4 separate regions of the Mus musculus genome follow, and all the other regions are linked to region 2. Evidence: chromatin loops called from intact Hi-C (ENCODE). Cell type or tissue: left cerebral cortex. All regions are shown on one strand.

Region 1 (8,000 bases), 91 kb before region 2:
GTCTGGCTGCCCTGAACTTCTATTTGCCAAGCCTGGCAATTACCATCAGCAGGGCAAACAGCAGTTTTAGTGGGAAGGGAAATGGAATCGGCTCCGTGTTGGTGGAGATGGGCCGAGAACTGAGTCATGTTTTCTGGGAAACTGTCCCCATCTTTTGGGGTTGGAACCGAGCGAGCGATCCTTCTGTGCGGTGTGTGGTTTCAAAGCCAGCAGGTTACAGCAAGACCGGATAATCATACGGTACAAACCTGGCATGCTCTCGGCTCGTTAGGCTTTCCTCCCGCCTTAGCCGCTGGTGACCTCTCTAGTTCCCAGGCTGTGTGTTCTGGGTCAAGCTAACAAACTATAGACAAGTGGAAACGCTGAGAGGAATTAGAGTCTGGAAGAGCAAGGAGAAAACAATGGGGGGGGGAGCTCCCCGAACAGCTTTTGTGGAGAGCAGATGCCTTCCCAGGTTCCCAAACTACCACCAACTCAAAGCTCCAGGTTAGACCACAACAGGTACATCTCAGCAAAGGCACCTCTGTGCACTCGATGCTCTCAACGACTGGCATATGGACAGGATCCTTGATTTCCCACTTCTCAGCCCTTAGAATAATTAGCAATAAAATTTTTAATATTTGTAAACCACTCGGTTCACAGTATTTTGTGGTCACCGCCCCTGAAACTCAATATCCCCTTGAACTAAGGCATCTGTCTGTCCACTGCAACGGGATCCAGATGTATTCTGTAGAACAGCCCTGAGTCTATCATGTCCTCTTGCTCTATGGTTCTCCCAGTATAATTATAACCTGCTTGGAGAATGCTTTAGTCTGTTTTCTCTAACTGTAACACAAGGCCTGAGAATTAGTACCTTATAAAGGAAAGAAGTTAATTTGGATTTATGGTTCCAATTTCTGGTGAGTAGCCCCAGCTACATCATAGCATGGCAGGAACACAGGAGGTCACCGGATACACGTGAGAGACAGAAAATGTCACAGGTGACCCTGTTTATCTCCTGCTCCCACAGTAACTAGCCAGGCGTCCTGAGAGTAGGGACTTGTCTCTTGAGGAAAGCATTGATCAGTTTCTGACAGTGGTACCTCAAGACCTAATCACTTGCCAACCTCAGACCAGTCCTCAACACTACAATGACAGGGACCACATCTTAGCAGGTGCCAACAAGGCAGATCAACTGGACTTGGACCATTCAGGACTGAAGAACCCTAAGATAATCCAGAAACATTCTGCGGCAGAGGTCACCAACCTATGTCACACAGGCTTGATTCAGGATATGACCTGGTTTTCTGTGTGACACTTGATTGAAGAAATCTAAATGATTGATGAAAATAAAAAAAAAACAGTATTTTGTGACTTATGAAAATATTATAAAGTTGATTGATATTGCCATAAAGTGTTAAGAATTTGTTAGGAAGTTGTGAGGGGACCAATGCTTAGCCTCATTATGTGAATATCTGCCTGGCACTTTTACTCCCCAAAATCGGGACTATTTACTACTTAGCCATTTTACCCACAACCTGAAGCAACCCAGTGCTGTGCTGTCCGAGGCCCCAGGTCGAGCCGTGCCATTCCTTCTTTCTTTCCTCCTCAGACCCACACTTTTTTAAACTTAATTTTCTCATATAAAAATTGTAGGTGGGATCCCAAAGGACTATGGATTGGTTTTCTTCTTTTGACAGAGAGCTTTTAAAATAATTCTTCAAGCCGGGCATGGTGGCGCACGCCTTTAATCCCAGCACTCAGGAGGCAGAGGCAGGTGGATCTCTGAGTTCGAGGCCAGCCTGGTCTACAGAGTGAGTTCCAGGACATCCAGGGCTATACAGAGAAACCCTGTCTCGAAAAACCAAAAAAAAAAAAAAAAAACCAAAAAACAAAAAAAATTCTTCAATGGCTGAACATTGCCAAGTCAGTAAGGCAAGCCTAGTTGGTTTTGTTTTGCTTTGTTGTTGTTTTTTTTTTTTCTTCCATGGCGTACTAAAACTGTACAGTAGCCCTGTCTCCTGCTTTTATTACTAAGTGTTCAAATTAGGTCTTACCCATTCTGTTGATAAAGTTCTCTGTTTCTCTTGTAATTTTAGATCTTTTTTTAGTGTGGGGTATGGTGTGTATGTGTGTGTGTGTATGTGCAGGCACATACATGCCAAATAGTACATGTGTGGAGGTCAGAGGACCACTCTCAGAAGTCAGTTTTCTTCTACCTTGTAGGATCCAGGACTCAAACTCAGGCCACCAGGCCTGTGAAAGCACCTGTACCCACTGAGCCATCTTGCTGGTCCTATTCTTTCACTTAAAAAAAGTTTCTTCGGGTCTGGGTGTGGCGGTATGAGCCTGTAGTCCTAGCACATATGATGTCAAAGCAGGAGGGCAGAGAGTTCAAAGATGTCCTCAGCTCTATAGCAAGTCTACAGCCAGCCTGGGCTACATGAAGCCTTACATCAAACGGTAACTTCCCTTCCTTTGCCACCACTTCTTGCCATTCTTCTCTGATAAACAGAAGGCACACGAGGAAGATGCTCTTCCTCAGTAAGATGCAGGCTGTAGCCATGGCAACTGTCTAGGCATTGCCCAGGGTCTGTGCCACCTTTTCCTTTTTCTTTTCTCCAGAAAAGCCGAGGTGAGCGTGGAATCTGTTCAATGGCATAAATTCTCCTATCGTTATGGTATTATATCAATCGAACTTATATTCATTTCTGAATCACCTTCAACTGTCCCCTGCTTTCCCAACTTTCAGCCCTAACTCTGTGTTAAGAACTTGGCTTAATGACCTATTGACTGGTACATACTAGTTCTAATGCTGGAGCTGCCTTTTGGTTTTTGGCTTTGTTTTGTTTTATTTACCTTTTTGTTTGTCTGTTTGTTTGTATTTGTTTTGTTTTGATTGAGACGGTGTTTCTTTGTGTAGCCCTGGTTGGCCAGGGACTCACTTTGTAGACCAGGCTGGCCTTGAACTCAGATCTGCCTGCCTCTGTCTCCTGAGTGCTGGGACTAAAGGTGTGCACCGCTGTGTCCATCTGGAACTGACTTTTTAAAAACTGTGATGACTCCTCTAGAGGAGATGGAAATCCTTTGCAAAGTCAGTGGTGGCATCCTGGCTACAGTGTCTGGGGACTTGGAATGTTGTCCTCTGGCTGTCCCAGCTCTGCCGGAAGTAGCAATTCTCTTCCCTGTCTGAAAGTGTCTTTCGTGGGTGCTGCTTACTCATTGAGCAATCATTTGTTTTCCTTAATTGATTTTGCAAAAGCAATATGAGCTCCTTGTGCCAGGTCAGACGGTAGAGAAAGTCACCCTTATCCTCCTTCCCCTGGCTCACTGTGGCCTTGTCAGAGGTGACAGGAGGGCTTCATTCACGTCTCTCTGGATTCAGAGTGGCTGAGACACAAGCAGTTGTGTGTCTACCTTTCATGGAACTACAGCATATCCATCACTCAGTAACTGTAGTGGATACGTATGAATCTAATTCAGTCTTCTCTGTAATTGAACATCATGCCAGAGCCAGCTGCCGCTGTCCCTGCTGAGACAATATTCAATTTAGAAAAGAACTTCCGTGTATAAAAACTTCAGTGCTTGTGGAGAAAGGACAGACAGAGAAGACTAAGGAGTGTGGGAAAGGCTAGGGGGTGCCGAGTCAGGATGCTTGAAGGAGCCTGGCATCTCCTGGCTAACACGCCATGACTGTGCAGTCAAATGGCTGGTGGCCACAGAACAGCACCGATTTGTACACCAAGCTGTGGAGGGTGGATTCATCCAATAGGGCGTGGGGGTAAGACTAAATCAGGAACAGGTAGGTAGGTAAGCCAGGGAATGAGACTCTGTTTCTAGAGAGATATCTAGAGTCCATCTGAAGGGTAGATGAATGGTCTATAGTCTAGTCTAGAAAGGAGATGAGCTGTGGTAGACACTGGAGGGAAGCAGGTCTGAATTAACCCTTCTGAGGTGACTGAGCCTGTAGCAGGTTATAGGGCATGGCGCCCACAGCTTTCTAGCCTGGACAGCCGGGACTGTAGGAGGAGAGGCAGGAGAAGCAGAAAGCTCTTTGCACATGATAAAAATGTCATAGAAAGTTTGGACTTTCTGAACATTTTCTGAGCTCAGGGTGATGACGGCCTGCCTCAAGTACCATTTAACTGAGCGAGAGGTTTTCTCCATTGACAGAGAAAAAGGAGTGAAATGACTCATTCGGGGGCCCAGCCAGGAAGGGACTCTCATCTCAAGGGCTCTGCTGCAGACTGTGTGCCTAACTGGCCTCCTTCAGTCCACCAGCTGTAAAACCTCCCTCAGCGTTGGCAGCTAGGAAGGGGTGGTTGGGAGTAGGATTCTATGCTGCCCCTCCTCAGGGAATCGCTGTGCACACCTAACCTGTTCATCATAGAAAGCAGCGCTGAGCCTGTTGTCAGTGAACACTCCTGCTGGAGTCACCACTACCACGACCTGTGGACCCTGGTTCCAGTGTTTATCTTCCCACGATGTCTTGCATCCAGTAAACATCTGCAGTCACTGGTTCCACTCTGTGGCAAGGACACACACTTCTGGGTTGCTGGTGCAAGATCCGCCTTCAGTGTGCTCTTAGACCAGAAGCCTCAGAGTGACAGTGTCCGGGGTATCCGTGCTTTATATCCTACACGCCCATTCATCAATTAGAAACCATCTCAATTATCAGATTGGGGGTATCATCATGTTTGTGGCCAGGTAACCCCCTTCTTACATGTTAATAGCCCAAGGTGCAAGAAATAATCACTTGTGATTTAAAGTACTTCTTTTAAATGAAAAAGTAAAAGTTCTCAATTTAATAAAGAGAGAAACAAAGTCTGTCAACCAAGACTGCTGAGAACTATAGTGCAGGATCAGAGAGGGGCGGCATTCACGTAACCTTCATCCCATCGCTATAGTTGCTCTATTTTATCGATAGTTGCTAATCCCTTACTGTGCAATTTACAATTAAATTATAAATTGAATATTATCACAGGTGTGTGTGCACAGGACAAAAGGTAATCTATAAAGAATTTGACACTATTGTGCTTCACAGATGCCCTGGGGACAGAGAACGAGGAATGCTCTGTGACTACAGCTCTCAGGCTTGTGCCCTGTCTGTTCCTAAGAGTTCTGTTTCTGAGGTTTAGGATGGGGTTTTGTGCAGCCAGTTCCTGTGTGCAACAGGCTTAGGGACCGCTGCCATGAACCTCCGGGAGGGAGCGGGAGGAGTTCTAGGAAAGGCTTCTTTTGTTTGAGAAAGCTCTTCTCAGGGGCAGGGGATGGTGGGTTGATGGGGCAGAGATTGGAGTGGAAGGCTGAGTCATGAGAACTGATGGAGCCTGAGATATGGGGCTGCCGAGGCTTCCTGTGTGTGCCAGGTGTGGCAGCCTCTGCCATGCCTGCTGGGAGGGGCTGGTGGGCGACCACCTCTCTCTCCCTGTTCTCGCCTCAGCAGCAAGGTGCCTTACTAGTCATTTGGATTACCCATTCTGAGAGGAAAATAGAAACCAGCTGGGGTTGGTTTTGATCAGCGTGCCCTCTCTGGAGGACAGGGGAGTGTCAAGGACCTACAGACCTCGTCTTGACAGCCAGCTCCCAGCTTGGGAATCCTGCTTGCTTCTAGCTTCTCATCCTGCTAGGAAACAGTGAGAGCAGCCTGCCTCCCGCTTTCCATTAACTAAAAGACCACATAAGCCTCAAAGAAAGGACCTGCCAAGTCTTCTTCCCCAGTCAAAATGCTCAGGTGCTCTCTGACTTCTCAACAAAGGAAGGAAGGAAGGAAGGAAGGAAGGAAGGAAGGAAGGAAGGAAGGAAGGAAGGGGAGGGGAAGAAGGGACAGTGGAAGGGGGGAAGGGAGGGAGAGAGGAAGGGAGGGGAAGCAAGTAGGCTTACTGGGTGCTTACTGATCCTAGCAGGCCAATTAGAAAATGAAATTAATTAAAGTTGCAAATAGGCAAACACTCTAAGGGGTTTTCTCCCTTGGAAATGCATCCCATGTTCTGATCTTGAGAAGCAAGCTGTAACAATTTCTGAGCAGGTAAAAGGAGTCACCTCAGAAGCTGCCAGCCTCCGCTCCCTGTACCCACCTTTCTTAAGTGTGGGTGATACCAGGAAATGAGCCCCACACAATGTTTGCAATAGATCTTCCTATCTCCCCCATATCTATCCAGAGTCTTGGGTAAACAGGACACAGAGCACACTAGGCCTCTTCCACAAAACACCTCATCTCTACATCCCAAGCCCTTCATCATCTTCAACAGACAGAAAACAAAAGAACACACTCCACATTCAAACAGCAAGATGCGCATCCAGAGAAAAGCTTTTAACGGGTGAGGGGCTACAGAGCATCAAGGGGCAGCTTGTGCTAGGGAGTCATCTACTTTGCTCTCGGGTTATTTGCGGTGTACATCTCAAGTGCACATGTGTAATGTGAAGTAGACAGTGTTCATGCTGCACACACCACCACAGCAAGATGAATAGCTTATAACCTGCTGGCATGCTTAGAAGTACAGCGAGTAAATGCTCTGCTCACAATGGAGCGCTACACCTCGAGGTAACATTTGTTCCATCCCTAACTCTATTCTATTTGACATGCTAATTGTCTTCCTTTTTCCAGAGTCCAAGCATTTGGTTTGGAAGAATAAGGCCAAAGACTCACATTGTTCCAACCGAAGGGCCAGCTGCTGGCTTTTGCACAATGAGCTTCATTGTTGAGTAAATGGAGTCTCTCAGGTGAATGTAATTATGCAAATCCTTCCCTAACTACTAGCCTTTCCTGGCCCTTCCCCAGGCTGCCCTGCCCTGGGCACACTGTCACTTCCAATTACCAAAGTCTCACTTGTCTTTCTGGGAGTGTCCTCCCTTCTTTCTTGCTCCCGATCCCCCCAACCTGCCGCTGACTCTGCCCCTGGACGGCCTGCTAGGGCTACTGGATGCCTCTGAGGCCAGAGCTCTCCAGTGAGTTCTGTCTGCCCTTGACTGAAGGCAGGCCTGTACACAGGTTACCTCAAAGGTCAGATGCTACAAAGAGAGATGGACGAGGTGTGTTTATTAAAGGCCATGGAACTGGTGTAGATTCATGATCACCTCTCTCTCTCTCTCTCTCTCTCTCTCTCTCTCTCTCTCTCACTCACACAAACACACACACACACACACACACACACACCCCACTCAGAGGGAGAGAGAGAGAGGACTACAACCCTACGTGGTTATACCACTTGACTCTACTGTGACCTCCATCCACTGGCACGAGAACACTGAGCTACAATGCTTATTTATCGACAACTATAGACATTCTTAGAAATAAGGAACCTGGGGTAAAAAAATCTCTTGAAAGTCCCCACCCCCTTAATTTAAATGAGTCACTGAGCGCTAGGGGTCATTTTTTCCATGTTTTTGGTTATTTCCCACAGTCACTGAAATAGAACTCTGCCTCAATGCTTAATAAATACATAACTGCATGGTCGCCGCTACCCAATCTGTAGTCACTACATGGAGCTACCCATGTGGATGAAACAGTGCTTGCATATACCATTCATCTCTCAGCAATCAGTAACCTGTGTTCTTTACCCGACACCAGTAAATGGCCAGAGAGGGTTGCTAGGAGGTATACTACAATGGTAGTAAACCAAATATCACTTTTCTGATGAAAATAAAATACCCATAAAGCTTAAAAAACACAAAACTGCAAATCATGAATACGTTAAATAATATATGACTGTTTATTGTTTATTCTTCCCCAGATTTCTGACTACATTGACAGCTAAGGTAACTGTAGCTTGACAGCTAGAAAAAAGCTCTCACAGATGTAATGTTACTTCCTTACCTAAACTCAGGTTCCATTGATTAAATGCTTCATATTTCCTCTTCTTGCTATGCTACTGTCCTAACATTATTCGAGTTCTTATAAATTTGCCTAATTCTAATAAAACATTCCACTAGAAGGTCCAACGTTTTAATCACAAATTCTTGTTCCTTCTGACCCACTAAAAGCTCACCTTAAAGCTTATTGTTATCTCTTTTGTAAACTT
Region 2 (8,000 bases):
TCAATATTTTTTCCCTCATCTATTCTTTGGTAAAGGCTTTAAAAAGAGAGAGTTGCTTTCTGCATGACCCACATCTGCTTGTTTGAAACCCTTAAGATACAGATGAGTAAGTTTACACATACTTCCTGAAACTGTCTTTCTTTAATTGTAAGAGCAACGTGACTGCATATGGATATGTTTCCAGTTAGAGAATATAAACACAATACTCTTCTATGTTTCCTTCACAGTTTCCCCCAATTCATTGTAATCTTTTTCTTTCCTCCTCTTCCTCCTCGTCCTCCTTCTTTCCCTCCTCCATACATCTGCATTCGATGGCATATATAATTTATGTCCGGATTTCTACATTTGTTGTTAAGGAAGGATTCTATGTGTCCTTTTATGCCTACCCCATTTTTCCCTGCCCTACGTCCATCCACTTAATACAACTGATGCCGAACTCCGAAGAAACATCACTCTCCCTCCGTGTTATGGGAATCAGTCCATTTTCTCTATCTTATATTATGATTCTCTTGAATATTTATTCATTCTTCAGCATGTACTAAATAATGGTGGGATCAAGGTAAGTGTATGGGTCTTAAGTTCAAGGAGTCAGGAGCCAGGACTGAGGGGGCTGAAGACTGTATTAAAATATGTGTGATGAGCGTCATCCATAGTGATGTGTATGAGAGAATAACAATAACGAGAACAAAAGAAGGGTCTTGCCTTAGAGAAGGAGTTGGAGCTACTATCTCAAAGAAACTCAGAAGACCCTTTGCCAGTGAGGAGCTAGCCTGAGGGAACAGTATGGTGTGCAAGTGTCCCTGCGGGACAAGTCATACACAGAACAGGCATGACCAGGCAGGAAGTGACACAAACAAAAGGGGTGGGTACTTTGGAGAACAAAGAACCCAAGCCTTCTGTAAAGCAGACACCATTGCTTATCTGCCACTGGAAGGTGTCGTGCACATAGGCTGGCTGATGTTGGCAAATCTTCCATTTTCAGCAAGAGTATAAAAATCCTGTAAAATGCCTTAAAATCTTCAGGCACTCAAGGATCCAAATAAAGCGCCTACAGGCTGGCTGGACCTACTGAGCTCCGGCCTTCGTGGTCAGTCTCAGCCTCAGAGGTTAGTTCTGAGTTTTCAGATAAGCATGCTCTGAGGAGAATTGGCAGGAAATCGTAGAGGACAGAGTTGGGGAGGTGACCCCAGAGGTGCTTTATGACAGCCATACTATCTCTATGTTGACAGTTTACATTTCAATCTAGAAGTAATTAAAAGTGTTATTTAAAATAACCTAATCATGGTAATGGGATTTATCTTAACTTCTAAAAAACATGGATAGTAATTACATTTTTATTTAAAAAATTTAAATATACATTTCTATTCACAGAGGCAGTGGGCACAGGAGTATCTCTGGTGTGTGTGTGTGTGTGTGTGTGTGTGTGTGTGTGTAGCTACAGTGTGTATGAAGTGTTCAAGAATGTATTGAGCCATAGGATGACTTTCTTAGTCAGCATCACACGGGAATCCACATATTGTTGTCTAAATGGGGTTAATCAGCCAGCAGCCAGAACTTCCCACTAATAGAAGGTCTCTAAATGTGTCCTGTTCTGAGCACAAAATAAAGGTTGGCCTTGGCAAAACAGAAGGGAGACACACACACACACACACACACACACACACACACACACACAGAGAGAGAGAGAGAGAGAGAGGGGGGGGGTGCACTAGAGGAGCTACCACACATTTAGTGATGCAGCTCATACCTGCTGTTGTGCACAAAGCCCTGGATACTGTCCCAGCTCTGTATACCCAACTCAGAACAGAATTTGACCCTCACAGGTAAAATCAATGCATTAGAAAACAGCTTTACCTTTAGTATGTAAACAGAGTCAGAGTTGGGGTGACTCCATGTCAGGGGAGTGTGGTTAAGCTGTAGCCCAGTGCCTACCCATGATCATGACTACTGATACTACTTGGGCCATGGCTGTCTACCTTAGGTCACCCCTACCACTCCCTTCCCTCTACTCAATGAGGTCTGGTAATGAGGGGGTGGAAAGGAAAACCATCATTACTTTCCACCACAGCCTCTGGGCAGGTGCTAGGCACTGTCATAGCTGCACATAGCAATTCTGAGCCTAAGGGCAAACTCAGCATGTTTTTAGGATATTAATCCTAAACTTGATTTTTCCTGATTTACAGCCCTGTGCATGGAGGAACCTACATTTTCCTGATGATGAATCAAATAGGGTCTGAAATTTTAGTGGCACAGGTCTTAAAAATGTCACCTCAAACTTCTATGAAGCCAGAAGAAATGAAATAGAAAAAGCCACCTAAAAAGCAGAAATCTGGATTGTGAGTGCTGAGACAAATTTCACAGCATTGACATAAATTTCACAGGATATGCTTGGATACATCTTCTTCTCCATCCTGCACATAGTCTCTTTGTGAAGAGGAGTTGGATCTTGTCGGTGTGTGCTAAGATCTTCATGAGAAACTATTGCTAACTTACTTTTTTTGGTTAAAAAAATACAAAATAATTACACAACTTCTCTATACTCTTTCAATGATAACAAATTCCTCATATTAAAAGACTGACTCTATATCAGGTAGTCTTTATTTAGACTTTACTTTCATTAGTTCCCAGGTGGGGGGATACTCACTTGATAGCTCTAAAACACAGGTGATGGAGATGCTAGCTGCCTTAAGCACACATGATGAAACGGGAACTCCCTGGCTTCTTGGGACTTCTGTGTGATGCACACCGGTGGCCAGAGAAAGGCATGCCCATGCCGCCACCCAGATGTCCACATGAACCCAGATCTTCCATTTCCACTTTCACCCGAAAACTGGGGTGCGGGAAAGATCCACAATTAGGGGGACTTTGCCACTCAGCTTTTTTGGTTTGCCAAGTTCCTGGTTTTAACTTTCACTACTTTCATTATTTCTATCAAAGGCTCTGTCCTGACATCCCGGTCACAGATTCCATTCCTCCTGGCGTGGTTTTAAACTGCTTGTTTCTCCATCTCTTCAGTTATTCTCTGATACTCGGAATTTTTGCTATTTTTATCAGCTCGTTCTGCCTGCCTCCCCTTGAGCTCGCTCCATACTTACAGGGAAGCTGGGCTTCTTCCATTTCCAGCACCAGGACCGGCTTTCCCTTTCTTGCTGAGAGAGGTGAGCCATCTACTGCCACCTTTTGGTATGACATTTGAACCTGGAAAATTCTAGTGTCAGAGTAAAACCAAGTTCACAAAAATGATCCTGAAATGCTGTTATACGCATTTACAAATTAAGGAAAAATGATTTTTGAACGCTGGGGTTTTCCATTGTTTTCGTTGTACAAGCAACGCCGTGTTTACCACGCATGCTCAGTGGGCAGGAGGCAGAAAGGGACCCTGATGTGGTGCTCAGAGCTCTGAGCAGAGACAAGCAACAGGATCCAAGCTCTCGGACACACTAGATCAAGGGAGCTCTTAAGAAACATGAAAGTGCTGCCCCTGCCCCTAAGAAATTCCAATTAAATGAAGCCTAAGTATTATTTCTCTTTTCAAAATTCCCCAGGCGATTCAAATATATTAGAGTTGAAAATGGCAAGCTTGCTGAGGCGTCTTGGTTCTTGTATCGTCTCTTTTCCCACTTACTTAGCGAAGAGATGGCACCTTTGGGTTTCTTACAAAGAAAATGCTCGTGGAATATGATCAAATCCCATCATCAGCCACTCAGAACTAAAAAATTCCTCCTTGACTTTGTGAATTCGTCAATAAATTTGTAGGATGAGCCAGAGAGACCTAACTTCATTCAGAGGTCTGCTTTCTCTTTCTTGACTCTGACAGCTTCCGCTACTGTGTGACACGATGTCAGTAACGGCAGGTACCTCCCAGGAGCTGGCAAGCATCAAGTGCCTGGTCCGAGCACTTAGCCCCAAGCCTGGCGCCAGTGACAGCCAAGATAGTCTCAGAGAGGACTGAGCTATCACGGAGGCAGGGAACTGCACGAAGTCTCAACTACAGTGAACAGTGTGAAATCAGTCTCCAAAGGTGTCTTTTAAAGTTCATTCAAGTCTGGCTTTAACTTAGTAATACATTCGTTCATAAATTTATATTAAACTTTACTTGACTTGTGATGCATAGCTAAGCAGTTTAACCAAATTTAGCTTCAATTTTACTGCCAAACTATGCTTCTACAACTATGACTAGGCCAGAGCACAACTCACATGACCAGAGAAGACTAAACTAAAGTCTCTCTCTCCTCTTAGATGCCTGAGCTGTATGCTAATGACAGTGGGCCAGTATGCTGATCAAGAGATGCATAGTGCTGTATTTTTTCTTTAAAAAAGAAATCACTCTCTAACAATCTTTAAAGACAATTTTGAAGTGCTAAGAGCAAACCTTTAAAGAAACTCCTTTAGTTTCCTTTCGCCATCTTCCAAGCCTCTTTTCATGGTTGTATTCACCTCCGTTTTCTCAGACCAGAGGGGCAAATTTTACATTTGATACTTTCCCTTATGCCCTGGGGTTTACTAATTACAGGCATGGGCACCACCGTCCAAGACCAGGCCTTCCAAATCTCTGCTAACTCTGGTTGGTTGAGCCTTGAACTTCACAGAGGCCTGAGGGCGTAGTATATAGGTATTCTACAAAAGCCATTATTATCAGGTTTTCTTGTTTGGTTTTTGTAAGCCCTTTCAGTTTGCTAACCATCATGAGCATTACTTAAAGGCTGATCCACTTTTCCACTGGTGATGAGCTGGTATTCATGGACTGTGAATTGCACGTGTAGTAGTATTAAAAGTTCCATTTTCCCCCTTAAATTTATTTATTTAGTCATCTTACATCTTGATCACACCCCTTACCCAGTTTCTTCTGTTCTAGATTAAATCGAGTTTAATGGGATATATCCAATTAGACCACACAGGTGCAGTTAGATAGAAAAAACTGGAGTTAGGGAGATGACTCGGTGGATAAAAGCACTTCCAGCAACCCCTGATAGTCTGACCTTGGTCCCTGGAGCACATGGAGGAAGCCATAAGCACAGTCCCATTTTAAAGGGAATGACAGAGGCAGAAGGATCTGCTGGGACCTTGCTTTGCAATGGCAAGGAGACCCTGCCTCAAAAACAAAGAAGGAGGATGGAACTAGCTTCCAAAAGGTGTTCTCTGATCTTCACATGTGTACAGTGGCGGCATGCCTGTGTGCATGTAACCCCTCCCCCACGTACACATGCCACGCACAAATTACAAAATTAAAACTTATTTTTAAAAACATGGTAATGTACTAGGCATGGTGGCGCACACCTTTAATCCCAGCACTGGGGAGGCAGAGACAGGCAGATTTCTGAGTTCGAGGCCAGCCTGGTCTACAAAGTGAGTTCCAGGACAGCCAGGACTGCACAGAGAAACCCTGTTTCGAAAAACCAACCAACCAACCAACCAAACAAACAAACAAACAAACAAAAAACATGGCAATACATCGAAGAAGCTGCCCATGACCACACGAGGCATTGCTACACATCTTAAGATTTCTAGAACCTCCTCTTCAGGCGTGTTGTGTGTGCGGTTCTTTAGATATGAAGCGTTTGCTGCAGAGTCACATTTGGAGCAGTCTGATCTAGAGAATGCTCCTTAAAGGCTGAGGACCAGGCTTAGTGGCAGAATGCCTGCATAGCAAGCAGGGCCTTGGGTTTCAGCAATAGGAAAACAGAGAAGAGAATGCTTCTTTTAATTAATTAATTAATTTTATTTTTTTACATCCCAGATGTTGTCTCCCATCCTAGTCCCCTTTTGTAGAGTTTCTTCCCCCATCTTCCTTCCCCTTGACCTCTGAGAAGGTGCCCCTCCTCCCAGCATCCCCTTTCCCTGGGGCATCATGTCTCTACAGGACTAGAAACATCCTCTCCCACTGCAGCCAGACCAGGGAGCCCTATGCTGAGTATGTACCAGCAGGGGCCATGGACCAGCCCTTGTATACTCTTTGATTTGGTGGCTTAGACTCTGGGAGCTCTTAGGGATCCAGGTTAGTTGACACTGTTGTTCTTCCTATGGGGTTGCCACCCCCTTCAGCTCCTTCAGTCCTTCCCCCAACTCTTCCTCAGAGTTGGTTGGCTGTAAGTATCTGCTTCTGTCTCAGTCAGCTGCTGGTAGAGGCTCTCAGAGAGAACAAAACACTCCTGGGTATGGTAGTGTTGGAGAAGAGAAGTGACTTTCACCTTCTAGCTCATGACGAATCAGGCTTGGAGAAAGAGGTATGATGCTCAGACAGTCAGTTAGTTGTCACCACGTAGAAGTTCTTTGGAGGGCAAGAGCTGGGAACACAGCATAAACAACAGCAGACCCAGCCTGACCAGCCGGGGCTTGCCCTCCAGGAAGGGAGACAGACAGTAATCAGATGATCAATTGAACAAGTGTCAAATTATACCTGTGACATATTCTACAAAGGAACGGGGCACGGCACAATGAGAGTCTAGGATTAGGCACTTGACCGGACTGGTGGCGAGGTCAGAAAAAGCTTGCCTGTAAAAGTCATGGTTGTGCTGAGAACGGAGGGAGGAGCAGTCACGGACTAGATGAAAAGGAAGGAATGAGCAGAAGGAACAGAAAGCGAGGCAGCCTGGTGCATGAGGAAGCAGTGCCAGTAAAGGGAATTGAAAGAGACCCAGGTGGCCCGGCCTGTCACAGAGTGGGACAGTGTGTGAAGCCACTGGGGCACTGGAGCCAGCTCGTATTTATATCATGTTTATATCTGAAAGCCAGTCTACATACATGCCTTCCCAACTGCACATTTAGCGACATTTAGTTTGTAGCTCAAAGCTGGATAAGGTGGGTCTATTTACATCATAAGAATTGGCCGGCCCCTCTTTTCTGGGTTAGTTATTCTGTATTAAAAAACGTGGAGACGTTTCTAGAACCAGACTATGACATGGTCTAGACCTGAGATTTGCAACATTGGGAGGAAACAATCCTGACTCCTGGCAACTATCAGACAACTAATCAGGTTTGAAAGATGCCACCTGGTATTCTGGCTTTAGCATCCCGTCCTCTCCTTTACTCTCTTCTCTTCCTCCCTGATATTATTATAGAAGCTGGGGTGGAAATGGGTAGATATCAATCAGAGCTTCGAGAGCCCTACCAGGAGAGACCATCAGTGAGGGCAATCAGGAGTTCAAGGTGGGTATGAGTGCTTGGTGCTGATGCTGTTGAGAAGGTGATAAATGATGTCCTGGTTCTGGCTCCTGACCCGATGAAGGTGAGGCAGAGTGGGTAGAGGGTAGAGAGCAAGGCTGTGGGATACAGGGTGCAGAGTCCATACTCAGCAGCCAGCTTCCAGTGAGAACAGAGGCAGCACAAGAGTTCAAACTGAAAGCTTGCCAGAGCGTTGGGAAGACAGAGGTGGGGTCCCAGTGGGGAGACGGGAGGGGGAGGGAGAGGGGGAGGGGTTTTTCTATTTGGTGTTGGTGTTCGAATGGTTTTGTTTATGAAAAGAGAAAGATAATGGAAACGGAAGAAAGCCAAGGGGCCTGGGCCTCAGCAACAGGAGGATTCAAGATCTTTGAAATGATAATTCGGCTTCAGTGTAGGCCATATGCTGAAGCAGCCTTTACATCTTGGTTTTTTATTCTGTGTCATTTTACAGAGACTCCACGTTTCCCCTAAGCAATGGCGGGTTTGTTGCTGCCTTGAGAAGGAAAGACAGCAGCTCTCTTGCTGCCAGGACTAAGCCCAGTTCCATTTACAATCTTCTGTTGCTGAGATTCCATTCTTCCAGGGCAGACTCCTTGGCATAATTAAAATGAGACTCTTATCCCTACCCTGCCCAGGTCTGGAACCCTGGACACAGGCATGTTGCTGCAGGCTTCCTGCTCATCCAGGTTACAGCCTGCTGGGCACAGCCCGCCCTCCTGGGCACAGAGTAGACTGAGCCTTGTCTCCTATCTCCCTCTCCTGTTCTATCCCTCCCCTCTGTCTTCCTCTTTCCTCTTCCCCTGTCTTCCCCCTCTCTTCCTCTTTTTTCCTCCTCTTTT
Region 3 (8,000 bases), 110 kb before region 2:
GACTGACAACAGTACACCAAATTTATTTTTATTTTTTAGACAGAGTTTATATTTAACAGCATAAGTAATTTATGGATGTAAACTCTGTAGTGGTTATAGTTTAGTCTGAATATTTGTTTTTAAATTATTACACAGCATTATTTATGTCTTTAGTTTCAGAATAACAGTGCCATTACCATATGTTTGTATGTTGCAGTTGGATATAGCTGAGACTCCTCCATCTTGGTTTTCTCTTCACTCATCCATTTCTTCAGCTGCATGATAAGTCTGTCAGTAAAGCATTTAACCCCAACAAGGTCAGACTATGGTAAAGTTAGAAAAACATATTTACCGAAGTACACAATTGATCTCATTGAAATAAGAAGTGAGAACCGCTCTGTTGAGCACTGAGGTGTAAACGTGCCCAGATGCACAGCGTGAGTAGCTTCGAGTACGCATCTGTTTGCACATGTTGTAGAAGCTTAAAATGGGAACATGACCCTGCTGTGGAGAACCTTGGTAGAATTGTTGTTAGTACTAAAGGAGATTTCCAGCGCATACAGGGTGGCACTGAAAACTGCTGAAGCCCACAGCCCTCAGCCCCGAAGGCTCAGCGGCCAGTACCAGCGGCCTTGCTGTGGTTGTGTGTCTGCGTCCCTGGCACACTTGGGCAGGCAGCTCAGTCACTCTGAACTTGCTTCTCTTCTGTCTTGTGAGTGTGCTGCTTGAGACAATGAAAAATAAAGCTGTGTTCCTACCCCTTCAGCTCCTGGTTTCTTTCTTTTCTGTGTGTGTGCACATGTGTGTTGTGTGTGTGTGCATGCACGAGCGTTTGCGTGGTGTGCATTCACATGCCTGAGTGTGGGCCCTGTGCTGATGTCAGCCATCTTCCTCAGTCATTCTTCCATTTCATTCGAGGCTGGGTCTCTTGGCTTACCCAGAGCTCACTTACCAACAAGGGTCCCCCATCTCTGCCTTCTGAGCCTTTGACACCCCCCCCCCACATTCACATGGGATTCGTCACAAAGAATTTCAACAAATCAAAATTAAAATCGAAACTAATGGAAAGAAACATTAGAGCTGAGCATTTGCTTAAATCTTCATGTTCACATGAAATGTTGAAAGTCTGTTTTTATATTGAACCTACTGAAGACAAGAGTAACAGTTGTGCTGGGCATGGTGGCGCAGGCCTCTAATCCCAGCACTCCGGAGGCACAGGCAGGCGGATTTCTGAGTTCGAGGCCAGCCTGGTCTACAAAGTGAGTTCTAGGACAGCCAGGGCTACACAGAGAAGCCAGAGAAGCCAGAGAAGCCCTGTCTCAAAACACCAAAAAAAAAAAAAAAGAAAGAAAGAAAAAAGAGTCACAGATGTGTCTTTGTACCAGGAAAAGTAGGCTCTCCTCAGGCTGGCCAGTGTGAGTCTAGGGCTCCATTCATGAAAACCCTGAGAGGTGTCTTTAGCATATGCTCGAGAAATAGGCCCTGACTACACTCCTGCAGGACCTAAGACGCCATATCCACTTGGCTCATGTCTTTTAGTAACTATTTGTTCTTTATCATTATTATGAAATTATGGAATGCTATCACACTATTCAGAGGAACAGTTTGACACTATCTCTGTATCACGATGTCTATAGTATCAAAACTATACTGTGAATAATAGTTGCAAAACTTTAATAATAAAAACCCAAGATACTTTTCCCATGGCTGTGTGGTAAGCATGTGTGTAGTCAGGCTTTCATGTGTGTGGATGTGCCTGTGTACAGCTGAAACACCCAGCCACCCCATTTCAATCATGGAATCTTACAAATGCAAATTTTTGATATAAAATATACATTTTTAACTGAAATTGATATTTTAAAGGGCTAACACCTGAAACATACAAAATTTTGTGCATAGTTTCTGCTACATAAAAACATGTTCTTGACTTTATACATTATTGTAAAATTTTATTTGTGACATCTCTTCAAGAATTTCAATACAACTGTACCCAGAAGTCACCATGTTAAAGGTAAATATGTTACTTCTGTCATATGTTAAGTATTATTAAGAAGGTAAGGACAGTATAAAAATTAATAATTTTTTAATATATTTTTAATTGATTTCCAGCTGAAGTCCCTATGTGTTAATGAAATAGTACAATTTGTTTGTATGTTTTTCTTTTTTTGAGACAGGGTTTCTCTGTGTAGCTCTGGCTGTCCTGGAACTCACTCTGTATACTAGGCTGGCCTCAAACTCAGAACTCCACCTGCCTCTGCCTCCCAAGTGCTGGGACTAAAGGTGTGCACCACCACTGCCTGGCCTTGTACAAATATTTTTACATCGACATTAACAGTTTTTACCCAACTGAACTTGATTACAGAAAATATTTCCCAGATCTTCATTTTTTTTTACACAATCTCCATTTATTTTTGCATCAGATCTTTGAGCTACACAAAACTTCCCTGCTCTACAAGTAAGTATTACAAGGCTCTGAACGTGAAGTTGCTTGTCCACGTGCACACAGCCTGTAAATGCCCATACTGGCTATAAAGTGAAGAAGTGGAGTCATCGCAAATCCTCACATGCTGCAGAGAACAAAACAGTCAGAGTTTAACATGTACTCCCTGCATATGGAAGAGTGACTAAAACCACGCTCCACCCAGGTCTAGAAATGTGTATATATCAAAGTGAAAACTATTTCTAAAGCTGGTCATTTGTATGTCCTATAATGATTCTTAGGAGCACCTCACTCCATTCCACAGTTCTTACGTCTCCTGAAGAAACAGGTTCTGTAGAATCAAACTAATTACATGTACAGTAACATTGTATTCATGAAACAGAAAAGCCGCCATTCCAGTCATGTACAAGATAATAAAAACATCAGGCAGAGTGTCAATCACAAGGCTGTGTTGACTGAAGAACTCAATCTATGGATGGACCCAATTATCTGAGGGAGAATGGAATGTCAGCATCGCTTAGGATTAACAATGGGCTAACTAGGCAAAAGCAGACAGCTCCTCTCTGTGGAGACCCAGGAAGTAAAGGCAGTAATGAGGTGCCTCATTCATCTAGCCTTCCGCTCTAGTTATTAAACTGAATAGGGAGATCTTTACGCTAAGGCGGGAACTGGAGAACATAAAAAACACTTGTTTTGTAAACGCATAGAATGCGGCTTTAGATCCCCTTCACGTCTAAGGGCAGGCTGGGAGCACCTCCCTCTTCTAATTTTGCTTCAGAAAGTTGAAGAGGTGTTTACTAACAAGAACCTCCAGCTTTATTTCTCCAATCTAAAGGAAACGTGTGTGTCATGATTTGTAATTCCCTGTCCAACTCTCATTGCTTAGGTCAAAATGGCTTAACTCCTAGCCTACTTCAGTGTAAAAGTCATGCGTAATGATCAGCGGTGCTGGTGTAGTCTAAGTCATTTCTTAGTTCATCCTTTGGTTCTTCTCCAGGATAGAGAGGGCTTGTCATTACATGAAAGCGTAAGAGTGACACATTCTTACAGGCATAAACTCACAACTGCCGATCAAGGGACAATTTCTCAGACGATCTTGGGATGGAGACGGATTGCTGAAAAGTAAGAGTGGCAAGGGGACAAACAGTAAGACATCAAGGAAGGGAACTTGGTGAAAGAGTAGAGAAGGCAACTGAATCTTCAAAACAAACCCAGGCAGAAGACTGAAGGCAGCCGGCTCCCTGGAGAAAAGCTTGGCAGATTCAGTTCAGTTTTTGGTGTTTTTAGCAGAGAATCCGTTGGCTTTTTTGTGGGCGCTAAATTTGTTCACAGGGATGTGGACAAATATAAATGCCTCGAATAATTTTTCTGAACTATTACTGTGAGGTACGTGAAGGGCAGCTAGGCAGTGGCGCAGCCACCCAGCCCTGACTGCTACACACAAGACGGTGCTGAGAGCTCTGTGTTGATGCAGTGAAGTATCTCATGTGGTAAAGGAATGTCAGTCAAATTTACGTACTTTAAGAACATCAAATTCTTATTATACTTCTCCTGTGTGCAGGCAGACTACATAATAAACTAGTCTATAGCAGCTGTAAATTTCTGAGGATTTATCTAACCACAAATACATTGAAATGGGGAAATGGGTCTATATTAAACCATGCAAGATGCTGCTGGAGCCTGGCCATTTCTGCAACATCCTGTAATTAATTTATCATGACAGGTCTGGCAAACTGAAACATTCACTGTGCTTGCAACAGACTGTTAAAACAGTACAGTGGTCGCTGGCCCCACAAGCATGCCAAGGGAAGGTAGTTTTTCTTCCCAAATATGACTTCAGTGTGCCCTGTATCTGGGATCATTTTGCCCCCCTTTCATTCTCAAAAATACCAGGAATTTAGAAATGCTCTGGACTCAAGAAATGAACCTGCTTTGCCTTCTGCTGTGTGTGTCTGTCTTCCTGATAGGGACAGCTCCCTAGTGTTTGGATATTATTTGCCCAACCCGCCCACAAATGTGCTGCAGACTGGGACTATCTTATGGGAGACTCAAATCCATTTTGGAAGCCTCTTAGAAAGCTCCTTTTCATATAAATAAGGTTCACATAACCACCTCTATTTGTATAACACTCCCTTCTGAAATGTGAAGCTACACACAAGTGTGATTTTTTTATTTATTTATGTGTGTGTGTGTGTTACAATGGATCCTAACAATGAGACCCTTTCCATTGCCTAACAACTATAGAATGATCTCTGCCTGATTTGATGCTACTGGTATCATGATGGATGTTAGGAATGAGTCCGAAGGTAGAGATGGCTCAGTAGGTAAAGTGCTTGCTTCAAAAGCCTGAATGTAGACACACACACCCCCAATACCCCAGCACTCACATAAAAGCCATGCCAGGTGGATCCCACAGACTTGCTGGCTGGCCAATGGAACTGAAATGCTTAGCTCCAGATTCAGTGAGGTAGCATGTCTCAAAATATAAGGGAGATAAATAATTGATGAAGATGGCAACCTCAAGCCTGCACAAGTGCACACATGGCTGAGTACACACACACACACACACACACACGCAAACACCCACAGGGCAGGCACACACGCCCTCGAGCACACAATCCACAGTCAAAGAGGCTCTGTGCTGGGAAAATGGAACTACCACTTCTGAAAAGTGGGAACTACGCTGTACAAATGTACAGAGACCTATTCATTTCCTGGGAGAATTCAGAGTTCTTCATTCCATAGACAGGAGAACCAGACCTTCCCAGAGCCCAGGAAAGACAAAGTCACAGTAAGTAGAGGGAAAGCTTTTGTTTCAGTTCCTTCTCACATGAAGGTCTCCCTCCAGAGCGCATCTAAAAAAACCTTGGAAATGTAATGGAGTGAAAATCGAGGGTTGTTCAAAAGCAAGCATGAAGATCTGGTTGGTTGGTTGGGTTTTGTTCAGGAAAGGTCTCACTATGCAGTCCAGGCAGACGTCACATTTGAAATCCTCCTGCCTCGGCCTCCCAAATTATAGGATTACAGGCCTGGGCCACTGTGCTTTAAAACACTGCAACTAAGCCCCTTGCCCACAGCTCCGTGGCAGGGCCACTCACAACTGCAACTCCAGGTGTTTCCTAGGTAACCCTGCAACTCCAGGTGTTTCCTAGGTAACACCCTGCAACTCCAGGTGTTTCCTAGGTAACACCCTGAGGAATCTGCATCTTCTCAACCTTGTTCACAGTCAAAAGCAAATATCCATAACGTGACCTGAATATGTATGTATGTATGTATGCATGTGTGTATGTATGATGACTAGTCTAAGTGAGCCAGGACTCACAAGGGGAGACGTAAATAACACAACAGCCACAGGAGCTGCCATTTCTGTGCACGTGTAGGATAGTTTTAACAACTGGATACAGAGGATGGTTAATTCTATTGCATATCAAGAGCTGAAATCAACTATGTTGCTAAACACATTGATAATTTTGGACACTCTGCCTGGGGGTGTAGCTCACTGGTAGAGCACTTACTTGGAATACACAAAGCCTAGGGTTCAGTCCCCAGGGCTGGAAACATAAGTAAAAGAGAATAAATGTAGGACCCTTGAAGACTTTTGCACATCTATTTGCTTTTAGGTGTGCATATATGTGTGCGTGTGCATCTGCATTTACTTATCCAACATCTGGTTCCTGGATGCCTGTCTGTCCTAACAGGCAAGAGGAGCTAGATACAGTTGAGCCAGGAGAGTCACCTTGATTCACCCTCCTGATTACTGCCATTGCCACCACAGAGTGGTTTTTTTAGAGAACTTTCCTATGCATTACCAAACTTAAGCCCCTTAACAGTCTGCATCAGGAAGGCATTGCCTGCCCTTCCCACCCCAACCCCTGCCACCCATGTTTGCAAACTAGTCAAAATATTTTGTGACTTCCTCAACAACTACTAACAGAACAAGATCCTCCCCGTCACTCTCCACTCTTTCCAAACAGGAAAATTCCTTATTGATATGGGGAAGATCTGGAAATAAATTATTAGAAGAGCCAATCAATGCCCCCATCTCTACAGGGCAGCAAAACTTTTAGATTCCATTTGTCTTCAGTTCAGGTGTCAGTTATGAAAGGTGTTTGTGTTTCTTGTTAAAGTCTTAAACTCGAAATGTGAACCTGTAAAAGAATTCAAGTAAGAGCATTTCTAAATTTTTAAGTTAAGTTTTCTAGACAGAGGAGGAAAGAGATACACAGAAAACTCAAGAGTCCCTTTTTCTAAAAACCTTAATTTTCATGCAATAACCCTGACAATAAAGAGGCCATGAATTTGAAGGAGAGGAGAGAGGGGTGCATAGGAGAGTTCACAGGGAGGAGAAGGAAGGAAGAAACTAATTAAATTCCAGTCTCAAAAATAAACAAAAATATTTTTGAAAAAAATTAAATTGCTTTCATGCATTTTATATTTAAGGGATGGGGTCTAAATGCAAATGAATTATACTTTCAGTTAATTATTCTGTTAATGGACAACAAATTCTTATTTGACCTAAGGCATCATTAGATCAACTCACCAACTTGGAAGGACTATGGCAAATCCATAAGATGAAATGCTGTCTTGAAACTCTTCGCAGACGCTCCCTCCTTGATAGCGCTAGCCTTAGAGCATCAGACTCCTCCTGCTGGCTTGGAGAGCCCTGGAGCTCTGCTCCTCAGTATTCTCTTGTATCACAGGACATGAAAATAAAACACAGTCACCTGGAGGTGATAGCAGGAAAGGAGAATTGGTCAGTATCTGAAGGTGAGGCGGCGACCTGGAGCCAACTCGCATGGCAAACACAGGCCTTGGTGTTCAGCCCCAAGGAATCCCCAGTCAAGGGTTTCCTGTAGAAACCCACTGTTCGTGCTTTAAGGAGGCCTCCAAAGAGGCTGGTTTTTCAAGGCCTTGAGTTGTTCTCGTCCTAGAGAAGTGCTTTTTACCAAAACCTCTATGGGGACAGGGCATTCCAGTTTCATCTTGAGTGTCACTAAGATTCCTAATTAGGACATGTGAGAGTGACTTCCTCCCTCATTCTTTTACTCACGATACTGAAAGTAACAAATGGTCTTAAAGAAAGGAATGATATCATAACTTCATTGTGTGCCCAGAACTTACCACCAATTGCACATAGTAGGACGTAGACACAAATGCCAACTAATCTGGATACAGACCCCAATAAAGAGGCTGAAGTACAGGGACTAAGCAGTGGAATAACCCTTTCCTGGCATGTGTGTGGGGCTAGGTCCAAAGCCAGCAAGCAATCACTCAATCAAGTGAAATGTAATAATACCACACCAATAATATAACTATATCAGCACCCATTTCTTAGGTACCTGGTATGGTCCTTAGATTTCTAACTATGTATCCACTATCTCAGGATATTATTTTATGTTTTTCTTTTCTTTCTTTCTTCTAGTCAGTTTCTCACTGTGTAGACCAGGCTGGCCTTGAACTCACAGAGAGCCGTTGAGTGCTGGGGCTGAAGTCATGAGCCACCATACTCAGCTCACAGGCTCTGAGAAGAAGAGCCTCAGTCTTACCATCACCTGCCTGTGGTTACAGCTTCTTCTCTTTG
Region 4 (8,000 bases), 200 kb before region 2:
AATTTAGAGTTTCACATTATATATCAAGATTTATTTTCTCAAAGCCTATGAGGTACTGAGATGCTTGAAAAGTACCTTATGAATACTGTAACACAAGATATAGAAAATTATAAACTGAGCTGTAGCTATGTAGATACATGGTCAACATGAGAGATATGGTTTGATTGGTAATGAAATGTTCCTGTGAAAATCCCTGATGCCTTAGACGACTTCTGATGACATCCACTGGTGGCATCTTCTAGCAGCTTTTCAAGCAGTTAGCACCTCAGCCTCCAGGAGAAAAAAATAAAATAGAAACTCACCTGAGTTTCCTCAATTACGAGTTTTATAATCCCTCCCCACTTTTGCCAAATTCTTTGTTAGCTACAATTTGCACACTTTTCTCAGTCACACACACCTCTCCGTTTCCATCAGAACACTTCCTATGTACTTTGTTCCACAAAACATTGAAGAGAGTGAGCTAAACCTACAAAGAAGCCAGCAGAATACAGAGTGCAGATAAGTATCCACCACAGTGGCACTCAAATACCTAGAAGTATTTGTTTCATGTAAATAATGGAAGCCTCATCATTACTCCAAATATCTTCACGAGGATACAGAATACCCTTGGATGAGAAGCGTGTGCTGTCGTACAGTTGCTGCCTTTCTTTTCCTCAGGAGAACAAGTGGCAATGTACTCTGACCTGCCATTCAAGTCCACAATCCGAGACATCTCTTACCACCCCCTGGAGAATATGGTTGCCTTCTGTGCCTTTGGACAGAGCGAGCCGATTCTTCTTTATATTTATGATTTCCAGGGTAAGTCCACTACTTGATGTAAATGAAGTAATGTTTACATTTATAATGGGCCAGGAATCAGGAGCACTATAAAATCTATTAATAATTATTTCAAGTAACATAGCCTTTTTGAATATATTATATGAAAGAGCCACAAGATGGCATAGGTTGTTTCTAGGATGTTTGAACATTTCATTATTTTCTATGCATTATGAGCATGGAATTTAGATGTTAGCAAAAGTGCATATAACGAGGCTGCCTTAGAGATCACTTGATAAAGTACTGACCTAGCTAGCATGTGTGGAGCCTTGCCTTTGACTACCAACGCCACAGGAATTGGATATGATGGTGCATAGCTAGGGTGGGCCTAGTGTAAACCTAGTGTAAACGCCTACTACCTAGGCTCACAGTGGAAACAGGAGTGTCAGAAGTTTAGATTATCCTCTGTTGTGTGTTGGTTTGAAACCTACCTTAGGCTATATAAAAACCTGTCTTAAAAAGAAAACATGTGGGGCTGGTGAGATGGCTCAGTGGGTAAGAGCACCTGACTGCTCTTCCGAAGGTCAGGAGTTCAAATCCCAGCAACCACATGGTGGCTCACAACCATCTGTAACAAGATCTGACTCCCTCTTCTGGAGTGTCTGAGGACAGCTACAGTGTACTTACATATAATAAATAAATAAATCTTAAAAAAAAAAAAAGAAAAAGAAAACACATGACTGTACTGTGTTGGAATCAAAATAAATAAATGAAATCCATATAGAATTAGGACTGTATCAACTTAATTTAAGTGGTTCACAAAATATGAACTTTAAAAATGTTTTAGTTGCATAGTGAGTTGTTTTGTTATTTGGGTCTTATTTGTATGTTAGGAGATTTGTTTGGTTTGGAGGTTTTTATTTATGTGTTTTGACTTTTTTGTTTTGTTTTGAGACAGGATCTCTGTAGCTCAGGCTAGCTTTGAATGTATTTTGTAAGTTTAGGGAGCCTTGAACTTAAGGCAGCCCTCTTGTTTCTGGCTCCTGAGTTTTAGGATTACAAGACAGCAAGCTGGTTTAACCTAATTTCATATTCTGTGATTTTATTTTTTTTAAGCAAATAGCTTTGGTAAATTTTAGTTAGGAAAATTTAATATAAGAGATAGATAGATTTTTAACTGTGATGAAAATGGAGTCTGATGTTCTCAACTGTAAAGATTCCGTATGCCTACCGTAAGGATGATAAAACTTTGGATCTACTTTTTTAGGAATTAAGATGCATTCTGAGAATAATTGGGGTTTATCTTGTTTCTTAAATACTTATTTTCTATTCTGAAATTAGTATTTTTCTTTTCTAGTTGTTAATCTTTCTCAAAAATCAATATTTTATAACCTTCATATATAGTTGTATAAAAATATAAGATCTTTATTAGTTTCTTTGCTTTAGTTGATTATGACATAACATGATTCAGTATTTTTGTAAGCTAGCATAGCATACATGCATGCTATTTATACACATGTCGGCATACATTTGTATATGTTATAGTAATATAGCTATGAACAAATGCTTCAATGGAATAACAAAGCTAAATTTATTAAATCACTACATGTTGGCTTATCTAATGCTCTGATAGATGTGATTAGACAATTGAGCTATCATAAACCTGAAGGTTTTGTTCATGGTACAGAGTGCATTATGCATTTTTCCAGTGAATTGTCTTAAAGAATGCAGAAAAAGAAGGTTTATCTTACTGATCCTTATAGAGAAGAAATGGTTTCTGCAACTTATACCCAAGTTTATAAGATGCTGTTGCTAGTGATAGAGTTTCCAGGCAATGCCTGCCATTTCCATTCATTAGCAGCTGTTGGCAGGGCTGCTACTGCATCTGTTACTGAGTTCTTCAGTCAGCGCCCAGTCTTGTCTCATTGTAATGAGTACCCTGAAACAACTGTTTGCCCCATCCTACTTTTCCCATAGACAAGGAGAATCATGGCCATTACTGTACAATTGGAACTATTCTCCAGGAAAAGAAAGCACAGTTATTGCCTCAGACTCTTAGGAGATTTCACAACCATCTTCATTCAGTTTATAATTTGCTTTCTTTTAGACTTTTGAAATTTTCACTGCAAAGATTAGCTAAGTTCCGCTCTGTCTTGTCCTTCAGTAGCTTCCTGTTGCTAGAAGGGCTTTCTGACTCAGAAGAGCAAGTGGCTTTAGCTGGACAGTGGCATGGAGCTCAGGTTCCTGTTGTGGTCACTTTAGGGACCTTGGCTAATGCCCCCTGCCCTTCTGACCCTCCATCCTTTCATCAAGAGCTCCAAGGAATGAGCCGGTGGCTGTGAGGGAGCCTTGTGAAGTGAAAGGCGCTCTACTAGAAGACCCAGAATTAACACTTGTGTTTATAAAGCTCATCTACCAGTAGCCAGTCAGGGTACAGGAATCCACACTTTACCGTGCTCACAAGCACTTGTCTGTGGAGTTGAGAAGATGATGTTTCTCCCTTTACACCGTTACTCAGCCTTTTCCATTTATCCACTAACCCGGATGCCATACCTGGCCAACTGTATTGCATTTAATACACACAGCTAACGCACGTTAGAGCCACATTGTCTTAGATGCAGGAGCATGGATTTGGGTGAGCATCTCAGAAATGATGATATGAGAATAACAGAATATGGAATTACTTATTTTATGTAACACATTTAAAACAATTTTTGATAAATGCATATACCTTGCCAAAAAAAAATGTTTAAAGCTCAAAATGTTTCACCATATTTCCCAGGCTCTTTGTCGCCTATTTTTAAAAAGGGGAAGCTTAGGAAGAAGTAAGATAACTTCAAGACATCTAAAATCTGGCACAACTCTTTTTAGTGGTATAGGTACAAAACAAATGAGAGTTATTTTAGTCTCTGAGTGTTTTACTCATTGAATATAGGCTACAATCAGTAGTTCAAATAATCATTAGTTTTTTACTAAAATTTTTAATGTTTAATTAACCTATTACAGTTTTGCCCTATATTTTTTTAACACATGGATATTTTGCTCAAACTGTGTTTTCTCAGAATGAAGTTCACATGTGGTTTTACTGAGTTTTAATGATAAAAAGTTCAAAAGAAACAGAACAGCTAAGTTACTTTTAAAATAGCTTCTGAAATATTCAAGGAAAAAGAAGCAAGTTCTTTTTTTTTTTTTTTTTGTAAGTTAAATCAGCTCCAAGCGAGACCACAGTGGTAGCTAAATGTATCAGCCGTCTTTCCGTCCCAGCAGAATCTGTGAGAGTCAGCAAGGGTCTCTCCTGCTGAGCGCATGTTCAGCTTGTGGTCTTTGAGTCCCTCGTTCTACTGAAGTTTTGCTTTTTTTTTGTAAGAAGTGTAATTTTTACTTTCAGAAGGCAGTTTTATTTGTCTGATTTTGAAAGGGTTAATCATCTAGTAATACAAAGTTTAGTCACCGCGTACCACAAATAATGTGCATCGAGGGTTCCCACAACAAAGTACATCTCAGAGAAACGGTTTCTGCTGAATTAACTCCATGAAGCCAGGCGTTAGCAATAAATATTCTGTTATTAAACAGTGTTTGTCTACTTATGTCTCTAGGATGTTTTTGCACATTTAAGAATTATTAGTACCTAACAGCACTATGTATTAACACTATGAATATATCTGTTTAAAATTTTTCACTATGGTTTTATGACATAAGTGTTTTTACAGTTTTACAGGATCTAGGAGTTGAATCACTGAGAACTGGTTTATGTTTTGTTTGTTTGTGTTTTGTTTTGTTTTGTTTATTTGAGGCAGGGCTTCTCTTTGTAGCCCTGGCTATCTTGGAACTCACTCCATAGGTCAGTCTACCCTGGAACTCAAAGATCCACCTGCCTCTGTCTAAGATCAAAGGCATACACCACTATCGCTCAGCCAAAATTTATACTCTTATTTGCCTTCTAAATTTATTAGCAAACGACCTGCTATATTAGGTTTCAAATGGTAAAACTTTTCTCTATAGTATCAGTTTCTCTGGAATATGTAATTTTTGTGGAATTTTTATACCTTGTAGGAAGCAAAGATGTAGGCTTGTTTATTTGTTTATTATCAGCACCTAGCCTGAATGCTGACATACATGACTGTGTATGTTAAGTAGAGTCAAGTCTGTTTGGCAACCTCTTAAAATTGCTAACCCCAGGTAATGAGCCTGAGTTCTCACTAGGTGGCAGTGTCCCTTTCTGTGGCAGTGCAGACCTTTCCCAGCACCTGTTATGCACCAGGCTCACTTGAGCTGTAAACCCAAGGGTTGGACTCAGTTTACCTGCTCATTGCTGGTCCTTTCTCCTGTTTACAGAGGTGATTACACACCCGACAACCTTTAGTCAAACTAAAAGCCATTTCTACAATGACTTCTACAAGGACTTTAGAACTGGAATTCAGTGATCTGGAAACGATCTAGTCAGAAATAGACCGGTGATCTGCTTTGTCATGCTGGTAGCTTTATTTTTCACAGTGTGGCATGCTCTCCCATAGTTCAGGGACATAGACACATTTAAGTTCATAAAATTCTGTTACAGGCAAGCATGGAGGCACATGCATGGAATCCCAGTATTTGGAAGGTAGAGACAGGAGGGTCATGACTTCTAGGTCATCCTTGGGTACACAGAGCTTCCAAGGCTAGAGACCCCATCTCTCAAGTTGCTAATTGCCTATAGTGTTTATAAGGCACTGTGTTTAGCATAGACTTTGGCAGTGTGTGTTTGCATTAAGAATTAAACTTCTTACAGAATAGAGTTATTTCTTTTTTCTTTTTTAAAAGATTTATTATTATCCATAAGTACACTATAGCTGTCTTCAGACACCCCAGAAGAGGGCGTTAGATCTCATTACAAGTGGTTGTGAGCCACCATGTGGTTGCTCGAATTTGAACTCAGGCCCTTCAGAAGAGCAGTCAGTACTCTTACCTGCTGAGTCATCTCACCAGCCCAAGAGTTATTTCTTGAATTTTATGAAAATATAAGATGGCACCACTAGTGAATTTGGGATTATTGAGAACAGTGGCAGTCATAGCTAAGATCAAGTACTTTCTTATAGAATACTTCCCAAATACTTGAGAAAAAATCTCATTATTGTCACTATTAATGGATGATGAAACCAAGGCACCACAGAATGAAGTAACTCTCCTAAGGTCACAGAGTTGTGGGTAAAACTACCATTTGACTTCAGGCTGCCTGACTAATGTCTTCACAGGATAATACCTAGGTGATATAAATTTAATACCCACAGCGTATGTATCATTTAATGTCTTCCATATGTGATTAAAAGTCCAATTCAGATATTATAATTTTCATCCTTTCAGAAAATTACACCATTGTCGGGCGCCAGTCGTGGGGAAATAAAGGGGATGGGAGAAATGACCCACGTCCCACCAGAGCTCCGGGGCTCTAGGCGGACAGATGCGGGGAACCGGGGGAACTGCCGTGCACTCTCCATGCTGCCCGGGTGGGCGTTTGGCTGTGGGAAGCCACGGAACCCCAGTCTGCGGGGATGGAGAGGGAGCAGTCCGGGGTCCCTGGGCCTCAAGGAAGCCAGGGTCGACAGGTTCTAGCTCCGGGGCATCGCAGGACATCGCTGGATACTACAGAAGAGCTGAGAATGGGTGGGGGCACTGCGGGCAGCTCATTCTGCCCTGAGGCCAAAGGGAGAAGGGGCAGGGGTAGAAGGCACTGGGTAGTTCCCACGCATGTGACGGTCTTTGGTCCAGCCTGGCAGCTGGAAACGCTAAAAGGCCTTCTTGAGGGAGATTAGAGGAGGCTCTTAGGGGAAGGCCTTATTCCATCGCTCCAGCACTGCGAGTCTAGATGAAAGGAGGCAGTCTATGGCTTCAGGTAGAGAAGTAGAGGCAGGCCATGGCCACGTGGAGAGAGGGGAGAAGGGAGGGGGAGAGAAGGAACAAGAGGGCTAGAGAGAAAGCAAGAGAAGCAAGAGAGAGGAAGGGCCAAGCAGCCCCCTTTATAGTGTGCTGTACTACCTTGCTGTGGCTAGGTAACTGGGGGAGGAGCTTACCTGACTGTAGCCAGAATACCTGGAGCTTGGGACATTGCCTGTGTGACAATAGTCACAGGATTATGGAGTTGAGGACTCATGTTGTCAGGTGCCTGTGTCTGGGAATGTGGCTCACTATTCCGTCCCTTGTAGAATTACTACTGGGTCTCCGGAGTAAGCTTCGCTCAACCAGAACACAGACTGCCTTTCACAGTCCAACACACCATAACAGGTAGTACTGATTGTAGGATGGAGTTTTAAATATTGATTTTTACCCTATTATAAGAAATTATAAATTAAAGCTACCATGATGATGAAGGCCTGACAAAACTGCTTTCCTGTATTCTGAAATATTTACTGTTTCTCACATAATGGATTCTTGACTTTCAAAGCCCAGACCATTAAGTGACTAAGGAAATATGAAAATTTTCATGTACATGATGGCCTTGAGTGTAAACAGCAGGGCCTTTGTATGCTTACAGGTGTGCCTTCTAAAGGAATGATACAGCCCAAAGCAGACAACAGCATGGCAGGAGCATCTGCAGAGGGACTGAGCCTCTTGACAAACACTGTCAATCTGCCCAACCCTCAACACATAGTTTCCAATTTTATATGCGTCTGCTTTTTAAGCTGTGAAATAAAAATTATACATGCTTTATTTATTATACCTCCATATTTTATGTAATGATAACTGAAACCATAAAGCAAGATGTGAGGGCTAGATATGAATAGAGTCCATGAGCCAGGCTGTAGCAGGGAGTTCTAGTGGTTTTCCTGTAGCAATGCATGCCACACACTGTCAGCTGAAGAGTGCCATGTGGCTAGGAAGACAGCAGGAAGGGAATAGTACCTCCTGCAGGGGATTTGCAGACAGCTTGTAAGGATAGGCTTCAAAACAATCAAACAAATACAGTTGCCACCTGCAGGTTCGTGACCCCTGTGCATTCCTCTGCCATGCAGCTTAGCTCCCTGCAGTAACTGGCTCAGCTCCAAGAAGTCGGAACCCCAAAAAGGAGTCTCTGTATTTTCCAAGCCTGCTATAATGCATGCATGTAAGGATGTCTCAGAAAGAGATGAAAGGGTATGGATAAGAATATTAAAATTGTGAGCTTTAACATAGCAGGTTAGATCAGACCTAAGTTTTAAACATACAAAGTACATTGGTATAAAGAAGAAAAATGATACAATGCAGAAATAGGGCTGTCTAATTACAGCATG

What was found. Hi-C counts contacts between places; a loop is a spot of excess contacts. Peaks named below come from ENCODE experiments on the same cell type or tissue, not always from the same donor. Only the 100,000 strongest peaks of a DNase experiment are listed, where the experiment ranks them.
Region 1: a loop joins it to region 2, with 2.0 times the contacts of the local background. A loop is called at or near these places in 3 of 42 quality-filtered maps.
Region 3: a loop joins it to region 2, with 2.3 times the contacts of the local background. A loop is called at or near these places in 3 of 42 quality-filtered maps.
Region 4: a loop joins it to region 2, with 8 times the contacts of the local background. A loop is called at or near these places in 28 of 42 quality-filtered maps.

Annotation. Positions count from the first base shown.
Region 1 is chr10:21,095,524-21,103,523 of GRCm38, forward strand. No RefSeq gene overlaps it. Among named protein-coding and RNA genes, the nearest start is that of Gm20149, 55 kb to the left of the region's middle. In left cerebral cortex, no CTCF peak of the experiment used is centred here; a DNase peak (open chromatin) is centred at 4,151.
Region 2 is chr10:21,186,035-21,194,034 of GRCm38, forward strand. It overlaps Gm33619 (predicted gene, 33619), which reads left to right and starts at 910. Exons shown (of 2, transcript NR_152786.1): 1 at 910-1,106; 2 at 2,184-2,584. In left cerebral cortex, a CTCF peak has its summit at 3,179 (motif pointing left); a DNase peak (open chromatin) is centred at 3,174; H3K4me3 peaks cover 729 bases.
Region 3 is chr10:21,079,686-21,087,685 of GRCm38, forward strand. Ahi1 (Abelson helper integration site 1) reads left to right here. Exons shown (of 24, transcript NM_026203.3): 24 at 1-744. Among named protein-coding and RNA genes, the nearest start is that of Gm20149, 40 kb to the left of the region's middle. In left cerebral cortex, no CTCF peak of the experiment used is centred here; DNase peaks (open chromatin) are centred at 3,050 and 3,712.
Region 4 is chr10:20,987,887-20,995,886 of GRCm38, forward strand. It overlaps Ahi1 (Abelson helper integration site 1), which reads left to right. Exons shown (of 24, transcript NM_026203.3): 15 at 658-798. Among named protein-coding and RNA genes, the nearest start is that of Ahi1, 39 kb to the left of the region's middle. In left cerebral cortex, a CTCF peak has its summit at 4,952 (motif pointing right); a DNase peak (open chromatin) is centred at 4,969.